Regions from separate parts of the Mus musculus genome. Here region 2 is linked to region 1. A link is a contact called in ENCODE Hi-C or POLR2A ChIA-PET data. All regions are on one chromosome and are shown on one strand. Each heading gives the region's core, a stretch centred on a gene start or an enhancer-like site at or near the end of the contact. The rest is flanking DNA. Distances are from core to core; before and after follow the strand shown. Region 1 holds the start of Usp43 (ubiquitin specific peptidase 43). Region 2 holds the start of Stx8 (syntaxin 8).

Region 1 (5,012 bases), core at 1,440-3,939:
CAGTCCCAAGATCTGGCTTTTACCCATCACTCATCACACAGTCCGTGTTCCCAACAGAATGTCTCCATAATCGATAAACGTGCACTGACTGGGTGTGGGTTTCAATATCCATAAAGGAAAGTGGTAGCCCACCTAGTTTGCCACCCTTAATATTTAAAATCCAGGATTCTAAAATCCATTCCACTCTCCAAGTTTGGCCACCGAAAAGTCCCAGGAAAACCCCAGATTATGTCTCCCTCATTAACAGCTTGGTTATCTTTCAATTCCCCCAGGGCACTTGGGAGCTCCTGGGCCCTGGGGATTCAGACAGCAAGAGAGGAAATCCTGGTGAGTCACTGGCAGTGACTACGAATTTCAGTCTCTTCCAAGCTACTTGCCACTCTCGCTGCTGTAGTAACTGGATGAGAATGTATCTGGTAAAAGAAAGCTTACCCAAAGATCACTTCCCTTCCTCCTCTAGGTCTCTCTGCGGGAAGGAAGTGCAATTCTAGAATAAACACTTCCCGGGAGCTAGGCATATCCTTGGTGCTCTCTATATAACCCACTTAGCACAACTACTCTATAATGAAGTAACTGTCATGCACATCGGTTTTACAGATGAGAAGAGATGAATTTGCATAAAATTCATAGAGCCCCCAAGCCCTTGCTCTTTCTGTATGTACACCAACCAAGTATGTTCCTTTCCAGAGACAGGCAGGACCTGTCACTGAATCTAGACCCTCACAAATCGGCTAGATCATTCATACAGCAAGCCCAAGGGATCTACCTGGCTCCATCTCCCCAGGGCTGGAACTGTATACAAGCCTACCCTGGGATTACAGGTCCACAGTGAAGATAAAGGCCTGCAGTGGGACACCTGGCTTTTTTCCTTTTTATCTGGGTTCTGGAAACATATCCTCAAGGCTTGTATGACAAGTGATTTGTCAAGCAATGAGTCACTGCCCAAAAGACCTTGCTCTTGACCACTATACTACACTGATGATCATATCTGAACAGCAAATGTGGCCCAAAAGTGATAATAAAGACATCTGTGTGACTACTGTGCTCCTTCAGGGTCAGAGGTCAGAGAGGAAGGCAGTTGTTAGCATCCTTGCAGATAACGGGACAAAGACTGCTTTCTCAGGCTGAAACTTAAGAACCATGTATGTTTGCAGAATGAACACCGACAGTCATATTCACCCTCAATAACAATCACTAGTCCGTGGGGGTGCTTCAGCTTTCTGCCCAGAGCTGCGGTTTTGCAGCAGGATGCAAACCCTATGCATCAATTATCTGGAACACTTTCATCATCCGACTGGGACTCCACATTTGTACTTTAACGCCTTCTCATGACCCCGAAGCATTCCCAGCAAGGGGACTGTAATCTTACAGATAACAAATGCCACTTCCTGCTCACATACTGTCAGGACTTAGTATGAATTAAATTAAAGGATACCATTCTACTATAGCACTCTTAACGACTCCCTCTCCCTACTTTTGAGAATACCTGACCCACGGGTTCTCAGCACCCACTGGACTTAAATAATCCAAAGCCACTGCGTCCAAGGTCATACACGATCTGAAGACCTTCACCTGCCTTCAAAACGCTTCACTTTCAGGCCTCTGCCCTTTCTACTTATTGATCACTCTACCTGGATTATTCCTAGATCCGTTCCTTCTCGGCTTTCTGTTCCTCACGCTTCTATCTCCTCCTTCCCAAAGCTTGGCCTTCAAGGACCTGCTTCCCATGCTGCATCCTTCTAGATCCTAAGCTCTAACTCACCCTGGCCGGCAAGTCCCACTCCAACAACTGCTTTTAACCACAAAACTGCTGGACACACTTAAGGCTGCCAGCTTTCTCCACCCCAGCCCAAAATACCAGGAAGAAACTAATTTCTAAAGAAAGCATTTGCAAATGATAATGTAACATGTCACCTCGAAACAAAGGCGGTAACCCAAGGCTGGGCTGGTTAAGTAGTGTCTACCGAAGACCTACCCCCTACTCCCCGCCCAAGAACCAGGCTTGGCTGATGGTTCACACGCTTTTCAAGAGCCGAAACCAGAAGGGTCGGAGGAGTCTGCGGGCGGCTGGCGCTGCCTACCTTGAACTCTGCGGAAAGTTGGGGCGTGTATTCGCGCGTCCAGAGCGCGCGCACCAGCGCCGCCAGCTGCTCGGTGACCTCGGCGCGGCCCGGCGCCGCCCGGTAGCGCCCCAGCGCTAGGAACTCGGCCAGCAGGTCGGTGTTGCTGAGACACTGCACCACCGCGTTCATGAAACAGGTGTTGCCATGGTTCTTCAAGCCCTGAGCGCCGGGCGGACGCGCCCCGTCACCCGAAGATATCTGGGGTTGGGATCCCGGAGGACGATCTGGCCCTGGACTCCCGGCAGAGGCTGGTGCCGGGCCCGGGGCGCAGGCAAAGCCCCCTTCTCCATCGCCATCGTAGGGACTGGGCTGGGCCGGGGGCCGGGGCGGCGAGTCCCCCGAGCGGGAGCGGCTGCCCAGAGCTAGCAGGAAGCGGTTAAGCAGGCGGCGAAGGGAACGGCGGCGGCGGGGCCGGGGCGCGGGCGGCCCCTCTCCCAGTGCGTTCCCCACGCCCGGATCCATGCTGGCCACGCACGGTGGTCCGGGAGCGCAGCCCCCGAGACCCCAGGCGGGCCGGCAGCTTCCCGGTCCTCACCGCCTCCCGGAGGCGCCGGGCGCCGGCTACCTGAGAGCCAGGTGTGCGGACACCGGGCGAGGGCGGAGCCAGGGGCGGGGCCGCCACGCCACGCCCCACGCGGGAATCCGGCCCTAGGGCAGCGCCCGCCGCCGGGCTCCCGCCCCCGCGGCTGGAGCTGGGAATGCACTCCCTCTGAGCCCGCCTAGTGGACTTCCCCGCCCTTCCTTCCCGCCTTGGAACAGGCCTTTCACCTCGGCTCGCCTTCCCCGCCCATCCCTAAACAGCGTAGCTAACCCGGGGATGGAACCTTCTGAAGCGCCCAGCGAAGCAAAGCCCTGGCTCTGGCTAAGTTTCTGGTCGTGGAAGCCAGATGAAGACTAAGAAAATTGACCGGCGAGCGGTGCCCCTGTTCGTGCCCAGGTGTCCCGAGAGGCGCGCGCTGGCAGCTGTGCAGGTGGGGAGCCCAGGCTCAGGTGCATGCGGTCAGGTGGCGCCACCTCCTTTGCAGCCTTTGCCTACACCGGTCACCCCAGGACCTGAACTGGGAGTGGGAATGCTAGTGGGTTGGGAGTTTGTTTTCTTTTTCTTGCTGTTTTGTTTTGTTTTTTTAAATAACACAATAGGTTACATTCATTTTCCTTAAACTTGGGAGACTTGAACGTCCTGGTTTTCATTGGTGAAGGGAGCTCAGCGAGGTTGAGGCTGTGAAAAGAGAGGAACCGGAATTCGACCCTCCCTGGGTGCACTGCAGAGTTCAGGCTCTTTACAACCCCAGTATTTGCTTGGCAGGAAGTTTTCCGGTTCTCAGGCGCGCCCCCTACTCGGTTGCTGCTTCGCTCCTCCACGCTAAAGCCTGGCTGTATCCTTACCCAATCAGAATTAGTTTGGCCTCGCCCCGCCCTTAATTCCCTGGGTAACCCTGGAGGCCTCTGCTCCTTTTATGCCTTAACTGTCAGGTTTATAATTAATCAGGCAAGGTCTTGCAAAATGAATTTCTCATCAGTTTGTAGCTCAAAAAGAGATCAGCAGCTTTCTGGAGTCAGACTTACATCAGAACCCAAAAATGTGACTTGCTATTTAATAATAAGTGCTCATCATTTATTAAGTATCCCTCCTCGATCTTCACATAGAATTGCAGCAGTTACCTGGTGCCAAAAAGTTGCATAAGTTAAGGATAAAGAAGAAACTGTAATGTGGAGACTTGAAGTGTAAAAAGCCACCATTTACCTTCCTGGGAAAGACATCCACCTAGTTGATAAATTTATAAGGTTCATTTCATGACCCGGATGTACTGAAGGTGCCGTGGTCATAGCAGACTCTGATAAATCATCTCCGGTATTTCACCTTTGAGATCATGTCAAGATCCCCAGCAGGGAGTTTTCATTTGGTAACAGTTTCGGGAGCGGCTGTTGCTTTTGTTTTGCTAGGAGGTTGTTGGTAAGAAGGAGGGAGTCCATCACACTTATGTTGCTCAGGTTTGTCTGGAACTCTCATTCTCAACCTTAGCCTCCTGAGTGCTGGAATCCTGGGTGTGTGTCTCACGACTCACAATAAATGTCTGAGCAGAAATCTATTCTTACTTGGCAAAGTCGAAAACTGGAGCTAGAGTTGGTTTATGAGCTTGCTGTAAAGGCTAATTTTTGATTGTCGATTCGATCAAATTAAGAATCACCTGATGACCCTGTCTCGAAAAACCAAAAAATCCAAAAAAAAAAAAAAAAAAAAAAAGAATCACCTGGTTGGGGGTGGGGGAACTGGAGCGATGGCTCAGCAGTTAGGTTAAACTGCTCTTCCAGAGGTCCAGAGTTCAAGTCCCAGCAACCACATGGTGGCTCACAACCATCTATAAAGGGATCTGATGCCCCCTTCTGGAGAACAGGTGAACATATGATAGTGCACTCATACATTTGCATATATATATTTCAGAGGGACTTTGGGCTATAATAGAGCAGGTAAAGGTATTGGCTACCTGACGACCTGAGTTTGATCTCTGTGAACCACAAGATGCAGAGAGAGAGCTGACTACCCCGATTGTCTTTGGGCTTTTATCTGTGTGCTATAATGGACACACACTAAGAAATTAATAAATATTTTAAAAATCAGCAAGCGATTGAAGCATACCTCTGGATGAGACTGGGAGGGTGACTCTTGAGAGGATTAATAAGTTGGTAAAGACTCAGTCTAAGTCTGAGTGGCGCCATCACGTGGCCTAGGGGCCTGGAGGGAATCAAATGGGTACGGAGAGCCCTCTGCATTCCTCTCTCCTTCCCGTCTTCAGTGACTGAGTGTGTATGCCTCACCAGGAGGGTCTCCCCTAGTGCTGGGGGCAAAGCCACCACGTTCAAAGCAGTGAGTCCGAGTAAGTCATTGCT
Region 2 (5,012 bases), core at 1,763-4,262, 44 kb after region 1:
TGAGCCATACGGCCGGTGTTGCAGTCAGTCATCTCTGCTAGTGTAGTGTGAAAATAGCCATAGACTGCACCAATACAAAGGACATGGCTGAATTCCAATGGAACTTTATTTACAAAACACACAGTGGGACCAATCTGGCCTGCAGATCCCTGACCGATCTGTTGTTGTTGCTTTTTTAACTTATAAGAGCTCTAGATATAATGGAAAAATCGGTTGAATGTGACCAGACTCTCAATAGCAACAGCCTGATGTTTCCATATCTGACACAATTATATTCTGTTTGTTTACTTGATAAGCTCACATCAGAGTACAATACCTGGTACAGTTACATATATGCATCACCGTTTTCAAATTCAAGTTTAATAACACAACTGTTACTATGAGTTCTAATTTTGCATTCAACTTCTCAACTTTTTTTTTTTTTTTTTTTTTTTTTTTTTTTTTTTTTTTTTGCTTTGGCCATCCTAGAACTCAGTACTCAGTATGTAGATTAGGTTGGCCTAGCATATGATTAATTTCATGTGAACTCTAAACTCTGACCTCAAAGTCTAGTCCCCGCCCCCGCCTCCTCCCCCTTCCTGGATCTTCACTCTCCATTTCTCAGCCCCCCCCCTTTTCTGGCCATTTGCAATGATCTGCACCCCAATCCTTAGCCTCTGGTTAAAGACTATTTAAATTCAAAAAGAGTCTTTTCACAATAAAAAAAATCAGTCTTTTCTTGGCTTCTTTCAATAAATAACTTTTTCCCACGGGCTCGGGAGAAGTCTAGGCAAGAGTGTACACAACTCTTGCAGAGGACCTGACCTCACTTCCTAGGACATACCACCTGTAACTTCACTGCCACCAGATCTGGCGCCCTCTCCTGGTCTTCACGAGCACCTGCACTTACATGTCCATTCCTCCACCCCATACACATAATTAAAAATAAAACAAGGAGCCCGAGAGTTGGCTCAGCAGTTAAGAACCCTGGCTTCTTTCCCAATGGACCCAGCTTTCATTCCTAGCACTCACATGGGACTCACGTCTGTCTGTAACTCTAGTCCTGGGGGATCTGATGCTCTTTTCCGGCCTCCTTGGGCACTGGTTCACAGATATGCGCTCTGAGCAAAACACCCACGCAGGTTTTTTTGTTTGTTTGTTTTTTTTTTTAAGCAACCCTTTTCCCAAACTTTGATACACTTTAAGATTCTTTCCTTACTGTGTTAGCAAAAATTCAGTTACAGGCTAGAGAGATGCCTCCGTGGTTAAGAGCATGGGCTGTTCCTCCGAAGGACCAGGGTTCAATCTCAGCATCCATATGGCAGGGCAAAATACTAATGCACATAAAGTAAATTACTTAAAAAAAAATCAATCACAGATCTTGTGTGTCTTTGCACTGACCGGCTCACCAGAATATTTTTTTGCAGTTCTCCAGGGATCACTTCTTATCGGTAATATTTGTCCATCTCTACAGACAGTGTTGGCTCAGATACAGAAAACGCTGGCTTTCAATTAAAGCAGCACAGAGCAACGAAGACTCAAGAGTTAATGCCAGGAGCGCTTAAACCTTTATTTACTCTGTAATCGTTCCGCACCGCATCCTTTCAACGGTAAAGCTTTCAGGCACTACATTCGTTTTAAAAAATCAATTTTCCCCCTAAAATTTAACTCCTTGCCTTTTCGCTACACGCCAAACACGACCCCCAATCACAGCATTTCTCTCTCAATATTTACCACGACAGTCACAAATAAAGTGTGAGCACCACAAGAAGGCCCCTCCAGAATTAAAAAGGTTTCTCCCTTAATGTCCTACTTCCCTTCTATCCTGGTCTTAAACCTTTGAGTTCTTACTTTGGGAAAGACCCTTATTCATACTCCTACCGAGTTAGGCTCATTTGGTCTCTGGAGGAGCTTTATCTGAGCTCTTACACCCATGCCAGTTCCTGAGGCTCAGGAATGAGGCCCAGATCTGCCACCATCCTGGGGCGGGTGGTGCCTGGCCACACTCTTGCCGCTATTCCCACTGCCTCTCAGGCGCTACCAGGTCAGCGTCTCACTGTCCCTGAGGCATCAAATCATGGTTGCTCAAGGTCTCACCATTGAAGCCGATCACAGCCTGAAGCTCCAGTTCTGCTACATCCAGCTCGGGTAAAACTTGTTCTTCCATCCTGGAGAGTTTCAGCTCATTGATTCTTCAACTCCAGGGTGCAGCGTCTCCTGGTCGTCATGGTAACTGGCGCACGCATGCGTGCTAGGTTCATGCAGGAGCAGAAACCCAGCCCACTGTGTTTGAGTTGATTTCCCCTCTTGCAAATGTTGGGAGGACTTCCTTAGTATGTATTTTATCCATTCTGGAAATGTAGGTGGTAGGTTGACGCTAAGTGCACAAGGTAAATTTCCTCCTCTCCCGTGTACAGGTCTGTGACTTTTTAAAAACTATACAATTAAGCCCCTCGTGATGATTATTAAAAATAATTGAACACAGAATAATTGAGCACAGAGAATTGCCTATGATGAATAGGTTGCTATAAAAAACATGGCATTGATACTTCTTTTTAAAAGAAAAATTTAAAAAAATCACTAAAAACGTTTTAGTACAGTATGCAACTATTTTTATGTATGTATGTATGTATGTATGTATTCATGCATGTATGGTACATATGTTGCCTGTATGTATATTTCCTGCCTCAGCCATCCAAGTGCTGGAATTCCAGGCTTGAGTTATCACACCCAGCTTGTCTTGCTGTTTTGAATTAAGAAGAAAAATACAGAGAGCCGGGGTTGACGCGTTTCCATTCCCTGGGAAAATGTTTTGATTCTGCTCAACAATTTAACTATTTTTCTTGCGTCCAGCAATTCATGTGAATTAACAAAAATAGATTCTTGCTACCCACTCCCTTAGGGGTGCGCTCTGGGTAGCGGGGACGTCGTTCTGAGGTCAATTAAAACAGGTTTCACTTTGCAAACTCTGGGCTCGGGTCGCGCACTCTCCGAACTGCGGGGAATGAGCCGCACGGGCCGCCGTAGTCAGCTGCTACGAGCAGGAAGTGTCCCAGCTGCGGGCGGAGACTGCACCATGGCCCCGGACCCCTGGTGAGTTGCCGGTGATGGCAGCAGAGTATGGGGATTAACTTGGGGGTGGAACTGGCTTCCAGGGACTGGCAGAGACCCTGCCCATCTTTGAGCTTGAGGCTGGCGGCCTTAGGGATGAAGATCAGCGAGAATCCTCCCCCTGTTGAGGGGACTCAGCCACGTACTGCCTACTCGGTGCTAACTCTGTGGTCCTAGGGTAGGCTATGACCTGGGGGAGCTGGGACTTGAGCAATCGAATATTTGCCCCCCTTTTCTGGGGCTTCTTGCCCATCATGCTTGTGGCTGACTGCATGCATAGACTTCCCCAGGCTCCTGTAAAAGTGAGGTCAAAATAACCTTTTGGTGGGGTATCCCTTCACCCAGTAATCCCCAGAAAGGTTATAAACTGAAGTTCACACTCCATGGTCACCAGTTAGTAGCTAGTTGGGCACGGGTGCTATGGGCTTTTCACAGAAAACTTGTAGGACATTGGGAGGGGAAATTTTGCACTTTTCCTGCATCAGTAGCATGAAGACTTATGTCAGCACGAAGTAGGAAGTGCCTGATAAGGTCCATTTATTCAGCAAAGAGACCCCAAGGAGAGAATGATGAAAAACATCTTTGTACAAGGAACAAATTGCTATAAAGTCCTGACCTTCCTGATGAATAATTTATAACACTGCATTCCTATAAAGTTTGTGTTGGAGAATATGCCTTATGGTGGTGTTTCCGGTACAATTTGTAGTTGTTTGATGGCAGATAAATTTGAATATTAAGAGAGTGGATCCCAAGGTCAGAATTAGAGTTATCTGGGATCTAGGCTATTTGGGCCAGTTGCTGAATTGTTTGTTGTTGGTTTGTTTTTCAGTGTCTCGGGGAGCCCAAGTTGATCTTGAATCCCTGACCCTTTTGCTTCAGTCTCCAAAATGGTGGCTCTGCTACCAAGCCCAGCCAAGTGCTGAATTTTGTCCTAAAGTTTTAACTATTGTATACACCCCTGGTAGAAAATTGAGAGACTGCTGAGTATCTGAAGGGAGTAAAAAGCACCCCTATCCCTCGGAAGCAATCAGTGCTCACCTTTTTTTCCAATGCATTTATTGTTTGGATCTATATCCTGCTTGTATTTTACAAAGCAGGGAGGGAGCATTTCTCCATGTCCTTAAAAGGTAGTCTTAAAAACATGATTTTTAATGTGTATCAGTGCATCATCTGAGTGTACATAACTTATTTCAAATTTTAGCCCGGTTGTAGAACGATTGTTTAGCACACGCAAGACACCCTGGGTTTGGTCCCCAGCAAGACCAGAAAGCTTTCAGCTGGCAAACGAGAAAGCCGCTGAGTCAAACAGTTAAGACTAACAGTAAAAGAGTTGAAATGCTTCAGTGTCTTGGGTAAAATTCTCCCGTAAGTCTGATCTCATTAGACCCCCGTGCCACGCTGTGCAGAGAATTGACTTCTGCTCATCTGTCCTGCTTGCACTATACCTTCCTCCCAGGACCACCGCGTGGCAGAACGTGCCAGGCATGCTTTCTTCTTTCATCTTTGCTTATGCCATGTGCCTTCCACAGTGCTTAGACTCGGCTCCTCCTTCCCATAGGGAAATCTGCTTTAGTCTTGTTTAGAGTCGGCCCAAATTGTCCTCTTGTGGCCCAGCCCGTACGAGTGCCTCTCTCATCAGTCATCTCTCCTTTCCCCAGCTCTAGAGGCACTTAAGTTAGGTCCCGTTCCTAAGCAACAGGATTTAGTTACGGGGTTTTACATGTTTGATGTGCCGTCACAGAGCTGGACTGAAGCTCCTGTCTTCATAGATTATTTACTTATTGCATGGAGGCAGTAAGTAAAGTGTGGGGAAGCTGGGGCTAGGACTTATTTTTTTATTATTCTGATGTTTTTTTTTTTAAACACCTGCTCTTTTTCATGCACACCTATACCAGATTATACTGAATGATTCATATGGCTGT

What was found. Hi-C counts contacts between places; a loop is a spot of excess contacts on that map. ChIA-PET counts read pairs that join two places held with the same protein, here RNA polymerase II (POLR2A).
Region 2: POLR2A ChIA-PET joins it to region 1 with 23 read pairs in Patski. The contact joins the promoter of Stx8 here to the promoter of Usp43 in region 1. A Hi-C loop is called at or near these places in 1 of 37 maps with a recorded cell type or tissue (left cerebral cortex). POLR2A ChIA-PET finds 5 or more read pairs at or near these places in 1 of 5 experiments (Patski).

Annotation. Positions count from the first base shown.
Region 1 is chr11:67,919,464-67,924,475 of GRCm38, forward strand. It overlaps Usp43 (ubiquitin specific peptidase 43), which reads right to left and starts at 2,690. Exons shown (of 15, transcript NM_173754.4): 1 at 2,082-2,690. The coding sequence starts at 2,585.
Region 2 is chr11:67,963,446-67,968,457 of GRCm38, forward strand. Stx8 (syntaxin 8) reads left to right here and starts at 3,013. Exons shown (of 8, transcript NM_018768.3): 1 at 3,013-3,072. The coding sequence starts at 3,056. It overlaps Cfap52 (cilia and flagella associated protein 52), which reads right to left and starts at 2,197. Exons shown (of 14, transcript NM_027963.2): 1 at 2,077-2,197. The coding sequence starts at 2,146.